Linked DNA regions of Mus musculus: region 1 is linked to region 2. The links are chromatin loops, found by intact Hi-C in ENCODE. Cell type or tissue: left cerebral cortex. All regions are shown on one strand. Links, peaks and the distances in the headings refer to the core of each region. The heading gives the core; the rest is flanking DNA.

The links. Peaks named below come from ENCODE experiments on the same cell type or tissue, not always from the same donor. Only the 100,000 strongest peaks of a DNase experiment are listed, where the experiment ranks them.
Region 1: it touches region 2 in a loop (6-fold over the local background); 21 of 42 quality-filtered maps call a loop at or near these places.

What each region holds. Positions count from the first base shown.
Region 1 is chr10:44,172,440-44,182,742 of GRCm38, reverse strand. It overlaps the pseudogene Speer5-ps1. Among named protein-coding and RNA genes, the nearest start is that of Crybg1, 29 kb to the right of the region's middle. In left cerebral cortex, for the core only: a CTCF peak has its summit at 5,112 (motif pointing right); no DNase peak of the experiment used is centred there.
Region 2 is chr10:43,948,695-43,958,997 of GRCm38, reverse strand. Crybg1 (crystallin beta-gamma domain containing 1) reads left to right here. Exons shown (of 22, transcript NM_001368305.1): 19 at 61-184; 20 at 592-750; 21 at 2,187-2,349; 22 at 7,041-8,367. The coding sequence ends at 7,129. Among named protein-coding and RNA genes, the nearest start is that of Gm40636, 14 kb to the left of the region's middle. In left cerebral cortex, for the core only: CTCF peaks have their summits at 1,897 (motif pointing right) and 4,898 (motif pointing left); DNase peaks (open chromatin) are centred at 2,163 and 4,899.

The sequences.
Region 1 (10,303 bases), core at 884-8,883, 220 kb before region 2:
GAGTATAGGGAAAGATGAAGGCAAATGAGACCTTTGTCCATGTTGGATAGCCAGAACATGAAATAGTTCTTTAGGGAGAGAGTGGCTTGGCGTGGGCAATGAGGGAAGGGTATAAAATCTTCTGTTTGTTCTAAATGTGTTTGAGAAGAGCCATGTGCTTTAAACTTTCTATTCCTCATTGTTTAGATGGCAGCAAGATTCAAGTGCCTGAGTAAGCAGAACTATATTTTGTTCGCCACAGAAAAACATACGTATGTGATTAGCCATGCATGTAGAGTAGTTAATATGATTTTATGCTATGACCTCATAGACTTTACCCAATTAATAATGGAATCAGAAGGAAGAGAAGCAATGACTTACATATGGAGGGGTCGGCAATATTATCACAAAATCCCAATTCCATTACAAAACTAATGGCTTTCATTGAAATTTCAAGTTAGGAGATAAGCTAGCAGAACCTAGAGGCCACTTTGAAAATAACCACTTTGACACAAAGAAATTTAATTGTGAATGGCGTATTGGCTGGAGCTCGTGAAAGTTTTATAAACCTCCTGTTGCAGAGCATGTTAAAATGAATATTCCCATTTAAAATATGTGGGGTTCTTAAACTACAAATGTCTGCCCAGTATTTCTTCTAGCAGTCTCCTGTAAGCAAAGAATAGAAATTTATCTTCAAAGAACTCTATGGTAGGTGAACAGCACAGAAGGTCAAAGGTACTGGGACATAATGGAAAACCCAGATTTTTACTTAAATTTCTGTATATTTTTTTGCCTGAGAAAATAAACAGATCGGAAAAATATAGAAAGTATTATACTGTATTGTTCTATAGCACACTTAAATTATAGTCATATACTCCTTTAAAATAAATGGATGAGGGAAAGAATACAATCAAAGCATATTACATTACTAAGAGACAACAGCAAAAATAAATAAAAATATACTATTTTCAACTGCCCATCTGGTTCTCTGTCTGTCTGTCACTCCATTTAGGTACATATCTGCCAGTCTGAAAAACTGAGATACAACACATTATGAAAATCTTTCAATGGATTGTGAAATGGATCAAGTCAAGATATTTGCACAGAAGGCTTTTTTTTTCCTGGAAAGGGAGTGTTGTCTACTGAAAAGGAAGAAGGACAGAAATGAACTTGATAGATTTTGAGGTTGTCTTGCTTAATCTTCAGAGAAGTCTAACAGTGTATGTGTATTCAAATCAAATAAACCGCTTACTTCTGTAGAGATTTTTGGAAAAAGCAGGAGGGACTAGAATTGGTGTCAATGACGTCCATCACTCCCCCATTCCATAACTCTCAGATGTCCAAATAAAAACTCCATTGACATTAGGTAACATATGAGACACACGAGAGTATGTCAGGATAGGATCATTTTGAAGTTAGCCCATTTTGCTGTTAGTTCTGATAAACAGGAGCCTCAATATAAAGGCATGTTCATTCTGAAAGGGAGAGCAGTCTATTTGTCTGCGTTTGTGTGTGGTTGAGTTTATGTGCCAATTAAATCAAGTCCCTTGATTCATCATGAATGAATGTCATCTATAATGCTGCAGTATAATATTGATATGTTTTGGTTTTGTCATCAACCTGCATAATTAACACATTTTAAGACATTTTCATAAGCTCTGAAAAAGTTCTTGTGAGTTTCAAATACAAAGTCACAAACCCACACTATTTATATGCTCTCATTCATTTGTAAACAGTTTTCAGTTTTGTTAATTTTTCCTACTGATGATCTTGTTTTGTTTAGAGATTTGACACAGACCCTCGGTATGCAAAGATATGTTGTGCCTGTGAGTAAAAATCACAGTTATTGGCATTGTCTTGGGATGTTGTTTGGAGTTCTGTGAAGAAACAAGACAGACAAAGGACAGGGTACCACAAACAACATGAACTAGTTCATATGGGTCATTCACATCTAAATCAAGGGGTGAGAATCCAGTTGTGTACAGCTTCACATCTATATATGTACTAATTTAGTAACATTCTCTACTGAACACTGGACTGTGGTCATTTTATATACTCAGCATTTTTGAGAAGTTCTTTAATTTGGACCTGCAGCACCTTCACTCTGTATTCTTGCTTTTTCTTAAAACATCTTACACCTTATTCTCATGTGCCACTTTCAGACTCTAACTACATGTAGAAAGATGTTTAAATGTGAGGATGCAAGCATATTTAAATCACAGTTAGACCTGCACAACTTGAGTCCTTCCCAACAGGGAATGGTGAGCCCTTTGTTTGCCTGTGCTTTCCTCTGCAATTTACAAATAACTAGTGATGTTCTATCATTCTCTGCTTCCATACAGTGATTGCTACTCCTTTTGGTATTTCTCTCCATCTTCTGCTAGCTTGACTTTCTTGCTCCTCCTATTTTGTGTTCTACAGTGTCCTAAACTTATGACTTTCAGTTTTGGATATGGCCTTTCCTACAGAAAACCCCTACCTGGCATTTGTTACTAGAACTACAAAAACACTGCCAAAAGCTTCTAGGTACAAGGTAAACACTGAGTAAAATAAAGTATGCTCCAATAGAAATATCTTAAAAGATCGTTCAACAGCAGAAGAGACAAATGTATGATAATGGAAAGAAATATGTTTTTGTTCAATGGATAAAAATAGCATTAGCGGTCAGTAAACTCTCAACTAGCATGAGAAACCCAACTCTTCACCTTTCATACATTGGTATGTATGGGACATTCTCTGATCAAGGTTAAGAACAGTCCAAACCTGAGTATAAACATAAGTAATGTACCAGTGGCCTTCCCCCTGTAGCCTTTCGCTGCTCCCGCAGACATAAGCTTTTAACTACGTTTCCAGTAGCAGACATTAAATCCTTTAGTGTAGGTATCAGGTCTCAAACCAGAACTAAATGTGTTTGGTTACTCATAACCATCATGACACTACGTGGGATAATTTACCTAGCAAGTTAGTGTTGTAGCTTATAGATCCAGCACTGGCTGAGATCACTCTGTCTTCATGCCCTCAGTGGTCTGCATGACAGCTTCTATCATCATGAAAGCCAGGTGGTAAGAAAATGCCAGTCTGCTTTCAGGGCAAGGAAACATCAATTCTGAAATATATGCTAAAAACAGGATGAGGGAGGGGGTCAAGAAACCTGAAAGTAGTCAAAAAACAGGGGGCTATTTTGGATGCTTAAGCTGTTTTGGAAGTCTTAAATCCTCCTTGAAAAATAACTCACAGTCCACAGTCCTTTGAGTTTTTTCCCAAATATCCCAATATTTTCTAGAAGAAGTGCTGTGAGCACTTTCCAGGCACCTTGGGGAAAGCCTATTTTAAGATGTATTTTATACTAATTTACAAGGCATCTTTATTTTTTTCCTTTAGAATTCTTTCTTTTAATTACTTTTTTATTAGATATTTTCTTTATTTGCATTTCAAATGTTATCCCCTTTCCTAGTTTCCCCTCCAAAAATCCCCTATCCTCCCCCCGCCCCCGCTCCCCAACCCACCCATTCCCACTTCCTGGCCCAGGCATTCCCCTAAACTGGGGCATAGAACCAAGAGCTCTCCTCCCATTGATGACTGACTAGACCATCCTCTGCTACATACGCAGTTAGAGCTACCAATTTCTCTTTGGGTTTTCTTTGATTTGGTGGTTTAGCCTCAGGGAGCTCTTGGGTTACTGGTTAGTTCATATTGTTGTTCCTCCTAGGGGGCAGCAAACTTATTCAGCTCCTTGGGTACTTTCTCTAGCTCCTTCACTAGGGACCCTGTGCTCCATCTAATGGATGACTGTGAGCATCGAGTTCTGTATTAGTCAGGCACTGGCAGAGTCTCTCAGGAGACAGCTATATCAGTCTCCTGTCAGCAAGCTCTTGTTGGCATCTGCAATAGGGCTGTGTTTGGTGGGTATTTATGGGATGGATCCCTGGGGGTGGGGGGCAGTCTCTGGATTGTCAGTCCTTCAGTCTCTGCTCCAAACTTTGTCTCTCTAACTCCTTCCATGGGTATTTTGTTTCTCCTACTAAGAAGGATCAAAGTGTCCACACTTTGGTCTTTCTTCTTCTTGAGTTTCATGTGTTTTACATATTGTATCTTAGGTATTCTGAGCTTCTGGGCTAATAGCCACTTATCAGTTTGTGCATATCATGTGTGATCTTTGGTGATTGGGTAACCTCACTTAGAATGACATCCTCCAGATCCATCCATTTGTCTAAGAATTCATGAATTCATTGTTTTTAGTAGCTGAGTAGTACTCCATTGTGTAAATGTACCACATTTTATGCATCCATTCCTCTGTTGAGGGACATCTGGGTTCTTTCCAGCTTCTGGCTATTATAAATAAGGCTGCTATGAACATAGTGGAGCATGTGTCCTTATTACAAGTTGGAGCATCATCTGGGTATATGCCCAGGAGTGGTATTTCTGGATCTTCTGGTAGAACTATGTCCAATTATCTGAGGAATCGCCAAACTGATTTCCAGAGTGATTGCACCAGCTTTCAATCCCACCAGCAATGGAGGAGTGTTCCTCTTTCTCCACATCCTTGCCAGATTCTGCTGTCACCTGAGTTTTGATCTTAGCCATTTTGACTGGTGTGAATGAGGTGGAATCTCAGGGTTGTTTTGATTTGCATTTCCCTGATGACTAAGAATGTTGATCATTTTTAAGGTGCTTCTCAGCCATTTGGTATACCTCAGTTGAGAATTCTTTGTTTAGCTCTGTACCCCATTTTTAATAGGGTTAGTTTTCTGAAAACCAACTTCTTGAGTTCTTGATATATATTGGATAGTAGCCTCCTATCGGATTTAAGATTGGTAAAGATCTTTCCCCAATCTGTTGGTTGCCATTTTGTCATATTGACAGTGTCTTTTGCCTTAGAGAAACTTTGCAATTTTATGAGGTCACATTTGTCGATTCTTGATGTTACAGCACAGGCCATTGCTGTTCTCTTCAGGAATTTTTCCTCTGTGCCCATATCTTTGAGGCTCTTACCCATTTTCTTCTCTATTAGTTTCAGTGTCTCTGGCTTCGTGTGGAGTTCCTTGGTCCACTTAGAATGACAAGTGTCAAGTGACTTTTTAAAAGGACATTCTTAAAATTTCCAAAAGAAGTCCTTGTAGTAATACATTGTAGCCACTAGGTGTCAGAGTCTCCCCTTCAACCCTTGATGACTTGTCCAGGAGGAAACATCTGGTTAGTGTGAGAAAGGCTGTAAACAGGCTCTCACACAGAATTTATTCAAATCCATAACTGGGTGTGGTGGTGTAGACCTGTAATCCCAGCACAGGAGGTGGCACAACAAAGGCTTCCACACATGCTCACCCTCAGCTACTGGCCCTGGGTCAGTAATATAAATATACAATATAAATCTGGGAAAAGAGATTAAAAAGTCCTTCTAAAACTTGTTAGTACTAATTCTGATTTTTCTCAGACCCGTTTCCTTCCTGAGCTGGAAGATGCTCCAATGGGTCTTAAGGCACCAAGCTTAACAACCTGAGTCTGAGCTCCTGGACTCAGATCAAAGAAAAGAAAGAAAGAAAAAGAGGGAGAAGGGGGAGGGAGAGAGAGAGAGAGAGAGAGAGAGAGAGAGAGAGAGAGAGAGAGCTGGAGAATGAGGAGGAACACTGTGAAATTTGTCTTCTGGAAATGATATGGCCTTTGCATGTGTGAACATAGCAGCTAGTGTTATCTGAACAAGACCTGTGTTAAGGTTTGGTCTGTTGCTATGTATTGCCATGTTAAATACTAGTGCCCAAGGATTGGTTGCCCCCAGGGACAAGGAAATCCTCCTACACACCAAGTGATGCTATTAAACTTAATTTTAAAATAATGATGCCTAAGCTGGGCAGAGGAGAGGTAGGTGGAGTCTTGGTTCCTGAGTTTGGGGTTGAAGGTAGGACCATGAGAGAGAAGAAAGAGAGGGTGGAGAGAGGAGAAGTGGTCATGAGGTGAGGAGTCATGAGAACTGGTTATGAAGGCTGGCCAGTCAGAGTAAGGGTGGCCCAGGCAAACATGGTAAGTCATATCTCAGGGTCACTGACAGGGAAGGGGGCAAAGTAGCTTAGAGGGTTGATCTCCACCCAGCTCTAATGCTGCCCAAGGCTTATCATACATATGAAGGTTTTGTGTCTTTTATCTGGGAACTGAATGATCTAAAACAGGATAGAAACCCTCATAAATACTTACTACAAAAGACCTGCACAAAATCAAGTCACCAGACATTCCAGAATAGATGCTCCAACAACAAATTCTCATTGGTTTGAGATGTGGCCCTAAAACACAGGCACCAGACAAACTCAACCACAGATCTCCTATCCACAAGCTTCTGGTTTCCTCCCACTCTTGATCACTGCCTACCTCTTGAAACACACACACACACACACACACACACACACACACATACACACACACACACACACACACACTTTTTTAAAAAAAGAAACGGAATTGGCAAGATGACTCAGCAAGTAAAATATCTTGCCACACAAGCCTGGTGACCTAAGTTTGATCTCTAGAACTCACTGTGGAAGGAGTGAAATGAATCCTAAATACTCTCCTCTGACACACACATGCATGCACGCACGCGCAGACACACACACACACACACACACACACACACACACACACACACACATTCACATACGCTATGCTGGTATTACAGGCATACATCGACATGCACAGGTGCTTTTTAAAGATTTAACAGGTTTTATTTTCAAGAGTAGTTTTTGGTTCACAGCAAACTTGAATGGAAGGTAGTTTCTGTATCTTTCTATATCTTTCTGTGCTGCTGAGGGCGGACGTTTTCTGAAGAAGTTGCATGAGCATTAACAGTCCCAGAGACATGTTGATTTTGGCTATGGGGGAATAGTATGACTGGGGGGACATAGACACACTGGGTCCAAAGCCAAAAGTACCTTCACTTGGACTATCATTAGCTCGCCATTCTTCCTGGCCTTGAATGTAGTATACGGATAAGGATAAGTGTGGACTCTGAATTGTCCTGTCTCCACCTCTGGTGTTCTGGGATTGCAGGCACATGCCTTGTTTATGTGGTATTGGGGCTCGAACTCAGGTTGAACCGGGTGCCTTTTGTATGCTAGACAAGCACTCTATCAGTTGAGTTAATGCCCTCGCCCCCCAGAACCTTCTTTATAGTCATTTATTATCAACCTTTATTTCTCACCTAACATTTTCTTGACCTTGAGATAAAACTCTATTGCAGAACTCAGGAGCTGAAGGCAGGACAAAAAGCTCCAGACTACTCCAGAGCCCCCATCGCAAACGACCAAAAAGCTCTTGGAATGTACCGCTAAGCTGTACACAGCTCTAGTGTCTATCAATCCTAAACTAAGAATGTTGGGATGACAACCTCAGTGTATGGTCATACCCACCTGAATTGATCAGATCTCTTCAGAATTATCACCTCAAAAGACTGGGGTGGGAAATGGGTTGACCAGATGGATAGATGACCCCATAGAGTCATGATTTGCATGAGGACATGGTTTTAATATCCGGAAGTCACATCAAAATGCCAATCAGGGTATGCACTTGTCACCCCAGTACTGAAAAGATGAGGATAGGACCCCAGGGATGCTGGCCAGACAGACTAGCATAATTAGTATGTCATGAGATGCAAGCTCAAAGGACATAGATGGCATTACTGAAGATGAAACCCAAGGGTATCCGTCAGCCTCTTTGTATACTCATGTGTACCCACACAGGAAGACACATAGGTGCATGCACAGATGCATATTAATAAATTAAACTTCAGGGCTAGAAATATGTCTCAGCAGGGTTATAGCTCAGTGGTAGTGTCTCCTGGACAATGACAGGTCCTAAGTTGGATCCCTAGTGCTCCAAAGTCATTACTGGGTGAATTGGCCTGCGATCCCAGAATATGGGAGTCAGAGCTGGTAGGATCACAAGTTTTCAGCCAGCCTGGTCTACATAGTGAGTTTCTGGCAAGCTTGAACTACAAAGAGACATGCCTTTTTAATTACATTTAAAATTTTTATTTTAATTATGTCTCTATGTGTTTCCGCAGGAGTAGGGGCTGGGGAAGTATGTGCGTGTATGTGCGTTATGTTTTCAGAGAGCCCAGAAGACAGCATTGGGTCTCCTGGAACTGGAGCCAATGGCAGGTTTAAGCTGTCTGGCATGGGTGCTGGGAACCATTGGATTCTTTACAAGAACAGAATTCACCTTTTGCTGCTAAGCCATCTTGCTAGCCCCAAGAAATATCTATAGATTCTCTCCCTTGCCGAAGCCACTCAATACGAATGCTTTGTGTATATGTTCAACACATTTCTTCGTTACTTTCTGTCCTGTGACTATAAAAGTTTACAAATTCTCTCCCATAGAAGGACATGTCATTCAGGGCTTGAGACTGTTCTACGGCCATGGCCACTCATATTTGACTCAGAATCAACTATTTTCTCTTTCTATTGGAACAAAGTACTTCTCTGTAGCTGAGGCTGCCACTGGGTTTGCTATCCGGTTTCCCTGAGTTCTGAGAGTCCAAGGATGTGCCACCATGCCTAATTTAGAATAAACTATCTTATTTCCTTGTAGTAGAGTTGGAACCTTATGTGGACACTCCCCACCCAGCCACCCCTGGTACTGGCACCCGGAACCAATGTGGTACGTTTATTACCAACAATGAAGCTGCATCTAAGGCTCTTGCATGACAATGAACCTGATAATTAGCACACAGTGTGCATGCTTTACATTATGAGTCAGCATTGGTGTAAATTCTGTAGGTTCTGACGTGTGCGATGGTATGTGTCCACCAGTCCAGTTGCTTAAAGAATAGATGATGCTCAAAGTGCACACTGGAGATTTTGGACTGGTTTCTTTCCCTTAATAGTAGCCACATACAGTGTCAGAGGCAGGCATTTTGCTATGATTACGTTTTTTAGTGTTGGGGATTGAACAGACAGCCTTGTGCATGCTGGATGAGTGCTCTGCCACTGAGAACTACCCAACCTTCATTGTGAGGTTAGCTCCAAGTCCTGGGCTGAAAAACATGGGCCGCCACCCAGGGCACCCTCTCCCTCCCTGCCTTTAAGCATTAGATTTATTCTTTGACAACTTCATATATGTGTATTGTGGTTACTCTCACACCCACCCCTCCTATTTCCCATCTAGTCCTGCCAACCCCACCCTGCCCAACAGGTCCTCTCCAGGTCTTATCTTGCTTTGCTTGTTTGTCGGCTGGTTTGCTTTGGTTTTATTTTGAAACAGGGTCTCTCTACAGAGCCCTGACTGTCTGGCACACTCTATGTAGGACCAGGCTAGCCTCGATAGCTTGCCTCTGTCTCCTAAGGGCTCAGATTGAAGGTGTTCATCACCACCAGGCTGTTATCCAACTTTCTATCACTTCAAAGAAAGCTTGAGATAACTCCCTCATAAAGAGAAAAGTTTTATTTAGGCTTAACAAATGTATACTTGTCAACCCCTGAAGGAAAAAAAAAAAATCTCAAAAGAAGGAAGGGGCAGGGTCCTGTAAAGTCCTCCAAGAGTAGGCCTTGGAATCCTGAAGCCCTCCTTTAGGGCCTCAGTTTTATTTTTATTTTATTTTTATTTTTATTTTTATTTTTATTTTTTTGCATTGGCATTGGTTTTTGAGACAGGGTCTCACTGTACAGCCCCGTTAGACTGGAACTTGGTCTGTGGACCTGGTCGCCCTTGAACTCACAGAGCTCCTCCTGCTCCTGCCTCCAGAGTCTGGGATTAAAGGAGTGTGTCATTGTCACTACACCTGGAAGGACCTCAGCTCTTAATGTTGACAGTCAGCACTTCCCAGTAGCTGCTCACTAGGGAGCAAGTTTTTGTCTATGGCCCCTGGTCCTCTGAGGCTTCAGGTGTGGCCTGGCCTCTGGACACTTTGTCATCCTCTTCTCATGGATATTTGAACTATGGGTTGTCTATGTGTGAAAACTCTTTGATATTTAAATCTCTCTCTCTCTCTCTCTCTCTCTCTCTCTCTCTCTCTCTCTCTCTCTCTCTCTCTCTCTCTCTGAGATAGGGTCTCCTTTAGCCCAAGGTCCCAAGATGGCCACCAACTCTCCATGTAGCATGGACATCCTTGTGTTTCTGATCCTCTTGATTCTGTCTCCCAAGTTCTGGGGTCGCAGGCATGCACCCCCATGCCTGGCTAGAAATTTTTAGTTTTTTTTTTTAATATTATTTTATTTTATGTGTGTGGGTGTTTTGCCTGCATGATTGTCTGTGCACCATGTGTATGCCTGGTGCACACAGGGACCAGAAGGAGGCATTGGACCCCTTGGAACTGGAATTACAGATGGTTGTGAGCTGCCATGTG
Region 2 (10,303 bases), core at 1,060-9,059:
ACTGACAGGGCCCACCATCAAATGGACGTTGTCATCAGCTGTGGTTTGTCCTCTTTGCAGATGGGTTACCTATGAATATGGCAATTACAGAGGCCGGCAGTTCCTGCTGTCTCCTGCAGAAGTACCAAACTGGTATGAGTTCAGTGCCTGTCGCCAAATAGGCTCCCTCCGGCCCTTTGCTCAGGTGTGTGCAATTTCCCTCCGTGCTGTGCAGACTCTTCTCAAAAAGCATTTCTGTAAATATAGTTCATCCTTTTAGTTCTGAGGGGAAGCTGGACGCTGGGCCCTCGTCCCTCAGCATCTGGACATGAAGTTCGTAGCACCTAGAAGCAAGGGTGTTTCAGACGTGCCGACATGCACAATAGCAGTGTCAGCTCTGCTTGTCCACAACACACTCCATGCCTTGGTCACACTGGAAGGTCCCCACACTGCTAGCACTGAGAACAGCACTTAGACCCTTGCGTGGGCTCCCTCGGTGTGGTCGCCCTCTTTAACCCTTATGTTCCACTCTGGATTCTTCCAGATACCGACGCCTCAGTTCTTCTGACCACACACTCGTATGTAACTACCGCTGGGTTTTTTGTCTCCTAGAAACGAATTTACTTCAGACTTCGAAACAAAGCAACAGGACTATTTATGTCAACCAACGGGAACTTGGAAGACCTGAAGCTTCTCCGAGTCCAGGTCATGGAAGATGTTGGTGCTGATGATCAGATCTGGATCTATCAAGAAGGGTGCATCAAATGCAGGGTGAGCATTCGGGGCTGTGCAGACCTCTGCCTTACTGTGCCTTTGATCTTCTCAGGTAGGTGCTGTGACACCGTTCCAGAGACCTTCCAGAAATAAATTGGAAGGTTTTCCTGTGAAAATACTTCCCAACTGAGAGATATTCAGAATCAGGGTTAGGAAGTTACAATGGGAGGAGACTCCAGCAAGGGAGTAGTGACACGTAAGTGTGCTCAGACATCAGAGGTAGAGAGAGACACACATATGCTGAGCCACAGGGACATGGCATCCTCTTCACTCCTTGACTGTGAGCCTGACTGTTTGCTGCCTGTGAGTCAGCAGGAACACATGCCCGCTCACTCTGTCTGTGTGCCTGGGGGGGCACAGATGTGCTTTGTGAGGAGAGGTGCTGCTTAGACACAGGAGAAAACAGAAGAAGGCAAGTTCTGCCTTAGGTCATCTCAGTACAGGAGCATGGTACCCTCAGCGGTCCCAACATTTCTGTGATCTTATTTGATATCTCATTTCAGTAGGTCAAGGAGAAAAGGCGAAATCTCCCATATGCTCACAAGACTTTGACCAGCACATGTGTGTCTGTGCACTCGCACAGCACCCAAGGCCTCACACATACAAACCAAGCACTCACCTGCTGAGCCACGCCCCCTGCCCTGAACAGTCCGCTTTTAATAAGCTTTCACTGTAGTATGGTGCTAGTGGTGAGCGGTGCCTTTTGTTACTTCAGGGGAACTTTTAAATCCTTGCATTTAAGCACCTTCTTTGGGGTTTGCATTCTACTTTTTATATGTGGATGATAACGTGCCAATTTAGACAATTTTAGGTGTTTCTCATGAAGGAGAGACAAGGAGTAAATGAATGTAACTCCAGGTTTAAGGGGGTAGGCCTGGGGGATATAGTCAGTGGTTGTTCTAGTGCAGCTACAAAGAAGAGCAGGCTGAGCTGGAAACTCAGGCTGACGGCGAGCTTCAGATGTGGCCTCTGAGCATGCGCACTGCTGACAGGGAGACCCAAGCTGTGGGCAATTTACTATACCAAGGCTCCTCTTAGGTTCTTTTGTGTTGGCTTTTTGTTGTTGTTTTGTTTTTGTTTTTAATTTTTAAGTGTATGGATATTTTACCTGCATGTATATGCACTCATATCCACAGAGGCCAGAAGAGGGCATAAGATGGATCCCCCAGGACTGGAGTTGCAGACAGTTGTTAGCCACCATGTGGGTGCTTTGAAAGAGCAGCTGTGTTAACCACTTAGTCCCCCTGAGGCTTCTCCCTATGGTAACAGTCTTACAAGGGGTAATCTTGAAATCGTTCACATCATCTGAAATAAAGTCCCGTTGCTTGGCTTCAGTTACTGAAGCTAATAGCTAAAATGGCTAAAAGATGAGCTAGAACCAGCCAGGGACTTCCTAGTGGGAGTTCTGAGACAGCCTGTTGTTTCCTATGCAGATAGCAGAAGACTGCTGCCTGACGATCGTGGGCAGCCTCGTCACGTCTGGCTCCAAACTAGGACTGGCCCTCGATCAAAATGTCGACAGTCAGTTCTGGTGCATGAAGTCCGACGGCAGGATCTACAGCAAGATGAAACCAAATTTAGTGTTGGATGTGAAAGGTAAGGATCATTTCTCTCCCTGTGCGGTTCCCTTGCTTCATTAAGGAAAAGCCTGTTAGGAAATGCCAGTGTTTTGAATCAAGGTCTAACGTCTGCTAAGCAAGTGCGCACTGAGCTATATCCTCAGTCCTATTTGTATAGTAGTGTTAGGCTGTGATCTCATTTGGTCAGTGTACTTGGTAATGTACACACAGGTAGTTTTTCATTGAAAAACCTTGAGTTCTAGAAGGAATTATAGTGTATTAGGGTTCTCTAGTTACAGAACTTATAGAATGATTCTTTCTATATATTTAGAAAGGGTGTTTATTAGAATAACTTAGAATGTGGTCAGCTTATCCAACAATGGCTGCCTATGAATGGAAAATCTAAGAACACAATAGTTTAGTCCCATCTGAGTGGGAAATTTTTGTCTAACTATATGTTTTAGTTGGTATTTAGAATATACTGGAATCCTGAAGAAGGAGGCTCCGATGCCAGTGAAGGAATGGGCTTGCCATCGAGAGCTAGAGGCAGCAGGCAAAGAGGGAGGCTTCCTTCTTCCATGGCCTTATACAGTAGTGGCTCTCGACCTTCCCAATGCTGCAACCCTTTTACACAGTTCCTCATGTTGTGGTGACCCCTGACCATAAAATTGTTTTATTTGCTACTTCACAACTGTAATTTTCCTACTGCTATGAACTGTAGTGTAAGTACATGGTCTTGGGTGACCCCTATGAAAGGGTCGGTCATAACCCACAGGTTGAGAACCACTCTTATATAGGCTTCCAGCAGGTGTGGCCCAGATTGTAGGTGGCTCTTCCCACCTCAAAAGATCTGGAGTAAAGGTGTGGCTTCCAACCTCGAAGACTGGATCAGAAGTGGGTGTTCCCACTTCAAATGACTTAATTAAGGAAAATACCCTCAAAGGTGTGTGCAGCCATTTTTGGGTTTTAGCTAATTCCAGATGTGGTCACCATGACAACCAGAATAGCTGTCACGGCACCCGAGGGCTGCTGCTGCACGCTGGTGAGGTTTCAGTGAGGCTTCTCTACAGAGAGTGCTTGGGAAGGAAAGCTGGTCCTGCAGTCAGTCTCTCAGGTATGGATGGGTGTGTTAAAACACAGATTAGTGGCACCAGCATTAGAGTTCCTCCTGATCTAGGCGGTCTGGAGGTGGCTCCCAAACGTGGTTGTCTAACAAGTTCCTAGGTGTTGCTGGGGGTGATGGTTCAAGAATCTTACCACATTTAAAACACATTTGAAAAAGCCCACCCACCCAGTATTTGGGAACACAGTGGTCGGGCACTGTTGCTGTTTGCAAGTAAATGAAGGGAAGCTTAGTCGTGGTACTGGAATAAGTTATCATTTATTTGTTCGTTATAGTCACTTTATGTTTATTTTGGGTCACTCTAGTCTAGGCTGCCCTTTAACTCTGGGCAGCTCACCTACCTCAGCATCCTAAATTCTGAAATTATAGGCCTATCCTCTGCCACACCTAGGTGCCTTCAGTGGTTAACACCCTGGCTATTCCCCAACAGGAGAGGATGTACCAGTGGGCTGGTGGTCGTCAGGGGCCACAGCATGCCACCTATGCACTGAGAACAAGGAAGTCAGTGCAAAGAAACCGTGACAGCTCGGTCCTTAAGACACTCTGGACATGGGAAACAGGGCACTGGTAGCTACACAGGAAGCAGCCCTGCTTTACAGTCCTGGTGGTCCCGGTCGGTAGGCGGCCAACCCACTCAGTAGTGAGAGGAAACACAAAGCCCGAGGAGCTAGAGGGTGCTCAGAGAGGCAGAATGAAGGAAGGGAGAGAGGGAGGGAGGGAGGGAGGGAGGGAGGGAGGGAGGGAGGGAGGGAGGCAGGCAAATGCAGACAGCATCAAAAATTAAGTGATGTGACTATAGGCTTCATAGAAACCAAGCTCTTCGCATAAAAGGCAAGTGGAAGCTTGGGTGTGGGAAATGGACAGCTAGAGGTAGCCTCCCTCCCTCCCTCCTTCCTTCCCTCCCTCCCTGTGTCTATAGTCATACAGAGGCCCAGCTCACAGACAGCTCCAAGTGTGAACCATTTGAGAAGCACTGACCCCGGCAGGCCTTTATTCCTATAGGATCATTCATGCTGCCAGCATCGTGTGGTTTTGAGACTTCCTTGTGCTGGTGAAGGCAGACTTGGATCTATCCCTAGCCTCACCTTCCCTAAGAATGAGCCCCAGAAAAATTTAACTAAGTTGGAAAGATAAGGTATTGAGTAAATGTGTGTTGGGGGAAGGGGATAACAATATTTAGTTCCCCGATGCAGCTGAACAAACCTTGTGTTTCTAAGCTCACTGTGGTCCTTAGGGCACTCATTTAATTTTTGTCTTCACTATGTGCCAGGCTGTTAGACACTGGGTACCAAAGTGAAGAAAATGGCTGTCTCTGCTATCTATGGGACTCTTTAGAGCCCCACCCTCTGGAGTGAAGGTGCTAGCCTGTAGGTTTGTGGGTTCTCTGTGGCTTCTGCCATGTGAAGCAGCAACTTTCTTGTGCCCCTGAATTTAGGTTTCTCAGAATGTGGGGAAACAGTGCCACCTTCTGGACAAGAGCAGGCTGCATGGCCAGCACCCTAGCAAGAAAAGCATGGGCCCAGCTCTCTGCTCTTCTGTGGTTTTCCTTTGTTAGGCTAAGTCTTATCAAGTCTTTCCTCTTGCCTTGTATGTGGGGAGTGAGTTGTTTTAGTGAATGCTGGCATAGGACTCCAGACCAGGTATCCTATGACAACAGCGGAAGCCGACTCATGATACCAACGCCTGGTAGGGCAAATCAAACTACTATGTAAGACACAGACACTAAACACTAGCCAACAGAGAAAAGGTAGCTCCAGGCAATTAACCCGATGCTGGTCTTAACTCTGTAACGTTTCTGCTTCAGCCACACCAGACAGCGTCTTTTTAGTATAAGCTGCCATTTAATGGAACAGTAGTGATTTATTCTAATTAGGATGTAAACTTTCTTTCAAATTATACCTCCTCAGTCCAATGTGCCAAGAACTCAAATATACCTGTAACAACAGAACTGCTCTCAGACAGATGGGTGGGGATGGGTGCTACCTCAGAATGCACAGGTGACAGGTGTGTCAGGACTACTGGCAGTGGTAGCCTGAGACCTAGCCTTCAGGGAAGGAAGCTTAAAGAAAAGTAACCTCTCCTACCTGTCTCTAAACACATGGCAGGATTCTTCACTTTAAGTATTCACCCATCCCTCACTGTCTTCTGTATTGGTCAGTAGAAATGTCTCCTAAAAGAAAAAAAATGTTCTAAATTCTTTTCAAATGTAAAACAATTATTCAGATTGCTACTCAAGAACTTTGTGATGCTAACAACACTAAACACAGGAAGCGTGTAAAGGCACCAGATGCTCAAGAATGAAAAGACAGCGTCCTTAAGATTGGAGTCTGTTGTCTTTATAAAAAAAAATAAAATTAGGTGTATCAATGTGCCTGAGTGTTTTATGCACATGTATGTCTGTGCACTTGAATGTCTGGTGTCCTCCAAGGTCCAAAAAGAACTCTGGATTCCATGGCATCAATTGTTGGTGGTTTTGAGCTACCATATTGGTGCTGGGAGTCTAACCCAGGACCTCTGCAAGAACAAGACGTGTGCTAAGTGCCACACCACGTCTCCAGCTGAGGCCTGTGTGTCTTGGTGTTGGGCAGGACTTGCTGGGGCTGAAAGCGAGGCTTGCAAGCTTTTCCTGGTTCTGTGCACTGCACTGCACCCTGCTCTGGAGAACTGTGGTGCTGGCTAACACCAAGCCAGATTCTTAAACAGGAGATGATTTCCTTCGATGGCTACTTTCTCAGCCTCTTTTGCTGTTGTAAATGGCTTAAGGGAGAGATGAATGCTGTTTCTTATCTGAGGATAACACAGGATTCTGTGCTCTGCATCCAAATGCAGATTTTAATTTCCACACGGTCCTTGGTGGCGAGGCTTCTGCTTAAGCAGATGAATCATTGGAAAGGATGGTTAATCCACACTGGGGAAAAATCAGATAACCCTCTGTTTTATTGATCCTTCTATTGAAAGGTACTGGCTACCTCTAACACAAAGGTCCCTCACATTTTCAGCAAGCACCTGTGAAAGGACCCCTTCAAACATGCTAGTGGGACAAATAGAGGCTTCCTACAAAGCGCCACTCAGCACTGCTTTACACACCCAAGTTCCCCCAGCAGTGGGGGTCTCCTGTGTCCTCTGCATCCTTTGGGGTATCATTCAAACCTTTAACCTAATTACAGCTGTGTTTTATCATGCATGCAGAACTCATTTCCTCTGCTGCCTCCCCCACAGCCTTTCTCTCCTCTTTCCACTGCCACCAGCTGTGCCCACCTCACTGGTATCTCCCATCCGCGATCCCCAGTTCTGTCTTACAGCATCTTTGCTTTCCCCTCTCTCTAGATTTTACCCTCGTGTCCCCATTTCAGATATGGTAATAGTGGTTAGACTGGCCTGTATGGCTGGGTAGAAAAGTGAGAGCCAGAAGGTAAAGGGCTGTATGGATTTTAGCCACAGCCCCAGCAAGCTGACCTCATCACCCTGTGCAGCCCCATCCCGAGCCTCTCTCCCCTTTCCCTACAGCACTTTTACTCCCGGTTCTCTTTGTTCTTCGGATGTTTCAACAAACACTTTCTCCCTTCTTTTCCGGCACAGTTCTTGACTTTTTTTCTTTCCTTCAGGGGGTGCGCAGTATGATCAAAATCACATCATCCTCAACACAGTGAGCACAGAGAAGTTAACACAAGTGTGGGAAGCCATGGTCCTGTGAACCTGAACCAAGACTGCAGGAGGAGTATTTCCAGGGGATTTTCTGGCCACCTTATTGAAGAAAACTAAAAATTACAGAGCTGCTGGAGGAGCCAAGTGGAAAGTTTCCGAAAGCCACGGCAGACAGAATCATCTCAAAAACATTTGAGTTTGAAGCCAATAGTTTGTTGTTCTTGTTTTTTGCCTTGTATTTTCTCAGTTCCTTCAACAGGCTGCCCTGGTAGCAGCTTTAGGGTATAAGATGTTTTAAAGATCAAGACAAGACCACATCACAATTTTTTTCCAGGAATAGGAGGGGACAAGACGTCTGAATGTGGACATACAGATTCCCTTAGAGAGAAGGATAAAAGCCCAAGTTGGTTGTTAGAAGACTTTAGCATTGGAGAACGTGGTGCCAGACTTCTGATCCATGGCCTTAACACTTCCGGGGACCATTTATGCTGGATGGCAGAGTGGCAAAGTCCTATATACTTATTCCAAGGAGTTTAATAAGTATAAACCACTATTTTCAGTTACTATTCAAATGAATAAATTTTCAAAATTTCATGTTGATATCTGCTCATGAACAGAACTTGGGTTACTTTAATTCACCTACGGACTGCCCTCAAGTGTCTACAGATACTTCAATGCCTTCCTTACAGCTGCTATTGGGACAGTATTATGGCCTAATTTATTAACCCTTACTTTACTATCCACACCTAATGCTGAAGCCATACTCTATACTTTTAGCTAAACAAAGACCTTTCAGCCTGGTTTCTCTAGGGCCACCCGCAGGATGACTGCTTCATATCCGAGGACACCAGGACCTCCCTTGTTGCAGAGTGAGGGAGATGCCAAGGGTTGTGCAGTGTTGGTGCAGAGGGGCCCAGACCTCAGTGGGCAGTTCAGGAGCAACTGTGTGATGCACTGGCCAGACAGCACTGTCCTTTTACGACAAACTGCCAGACATCCCTGGAACATGGCTTCCTCATCACAGTACTGGTGCCCCTGTCAGAGGCTGAACAAACCCCATTTCTGCTTCATCTGTTCAAGCCTGCTTCCTCTCTGGAGCCAAGGATAGGCAAGAGATCGTCGGAATAGTCTGTCTGCAGCACCCAGCCTGTCTGTCTTGTTCTTCTGTGTACATCTCTAACTGTAGTCCTTTTGTGTATGTCGCTAGAGCACAGTGGGGTAAGATATCCTATAAACGCCTGTTGAGTTTGTCTCTTGAATTAAACTTATTCCTGGTTAACTACATGATGAAATCGTGGGCTTAATTCAGCAGCTCTCCAACTCCAGCAAGCGTCCAAGGCAGACTGGGACAGCTGGCACATTTTAGCCACCCTTTTGTTCAAGGTGCCCCGTGCACTCAAGGATTTAATGCACTGCCACCTGGGAGAGCTCAAGGACAAGAGCTGAGACAGTCTAGATAGACAGAAGTCAAGTGGCACTGGCATTTACATGTGTGCCCTCTAAGTAGCCCTGGATGTCTTGGAACTTACTGTGTAGACCAGGCCTCAAACTCACAGATGTCTGCCTGCATTTGCCTCCCAAGTGCTAACATTAAAGGCATGTACCACCACGTCCTGCTTTCTGTACAGGGGGCTGGAGAGAGGGATCAGCAGTTAAGAGCTCTTGATGCTCTTGCAGAGAATCCAATTCAGTTTATAGCACTTACCTGACTGTGAATATTGTCTAACTCCAGATACGAGAGAACTGACGCCTTTGTCTGCCCTCTGCAGGCACTGCATGCTCACAGTACACTTACATACATGCAGGCAAAATATTCATACATGTTAAATAAGTAAATCTGTACTGAGAAAACTCTACAGTGATTTCAGAGGAAACCTCATATCCAACATCATACTAAACAGATATCTCATAGGAATAAATGGAGTAGAGAGTTACCCCAAACAGGTCTATTGATGTGAAAGGCCTGAAGCAAGAATCTAAGGAACCTTAATGCAGGGGAGTATAAAACAGCCTTGAGTAGACAGAGACAAGACTCAAGAGTGGCAGGCTGCTGGGTAGGCACAAGGCCAGGAAAGAGTGAACAGTGGCAACAGCCACAGAAAGGCCCTCAGAGAAGCACGCTGCAGTTGCTGATAGAAGCCCAGGCTCCATGCACACTGTAAGGACGTTAGTGCCATCAGCCAGGTGCGCAGCATAATAACCCCAGCACTTTAGGAGTTCAAAGTCATCCTCAGCTTGTGCTACAGGAGATCCTGGTCCCAAAAGAAAAAGGAAAGAAACCCTACAGTATTAAAAGACAACACACACACACACACACACACGCACACACACACACGCACACGCACACGCACACGCCGAAGCCATTCCAAATTTCAGGATGTGCTAAGGACAGTAAGTGGCAAATCAAAATGTACCGAAAGCCTGGTCAGTTTCTGGCAGCGTCCCCTTACTGTGACAGAGCACCTGAGTGAGATACTGTCTCAGGAGGAAGGTTTCACAGTTGGCTGTTTCATCCAAGGTGGGCTCAGCTGCTTCTGACTCCACAGTGAGGCAGCACATCATGGCGGGTGTCTTAGTTAGGTATGGACTGCTGCTAAAGACCAAGAGAAAACAACCTGGGGAGGAGAGGTTTTCTTTCATCACCTCACAGGCCATTGTGGAGGAAGCTGAGGCAGGAACTCAAGGTCGGAACCTGGGGGTAAAACTGGAGGAACACTGCTGACTAGCTTGCGCCTCCTGCCTTGCTCAGTTAGCTTTCTTATACACCCCAGGACCACCTGGCCGCCGCCTGCGACAACCCACCCATGGTGAGCTGGGCCCTTTCACATTAATTCTATCCAGAAAATGCCTCGAGGGCTTCCCTACAGGCTGATCTGATGGGACGTTTTCTTAATTGAAATTCTCTGTTCTCAGATAACGCTAGCTTGTATCAAGTTGAAAAAAAAAGCTCCAAGCACAATTGGTCCCTTTTCAACTTGACACACACATCACTAGTCATCTATAACCTTTTCTTCCTTATTTGTCCCCAAGATGTCCTGTCAATATGACATTACAATATAAAACATAATGGAACTTTAGAAGTCCCAGTCTTTAAATTTTTTCAACACTTTAAAACTCTAAGTCTCTTTAAAAATCCAATGTCTTTTTAAAGTCCAAGTCTCTGAACTGTGGGCTCCTGAACACACATACATACATGCATACACAAAGTGACATACCTTTTTAT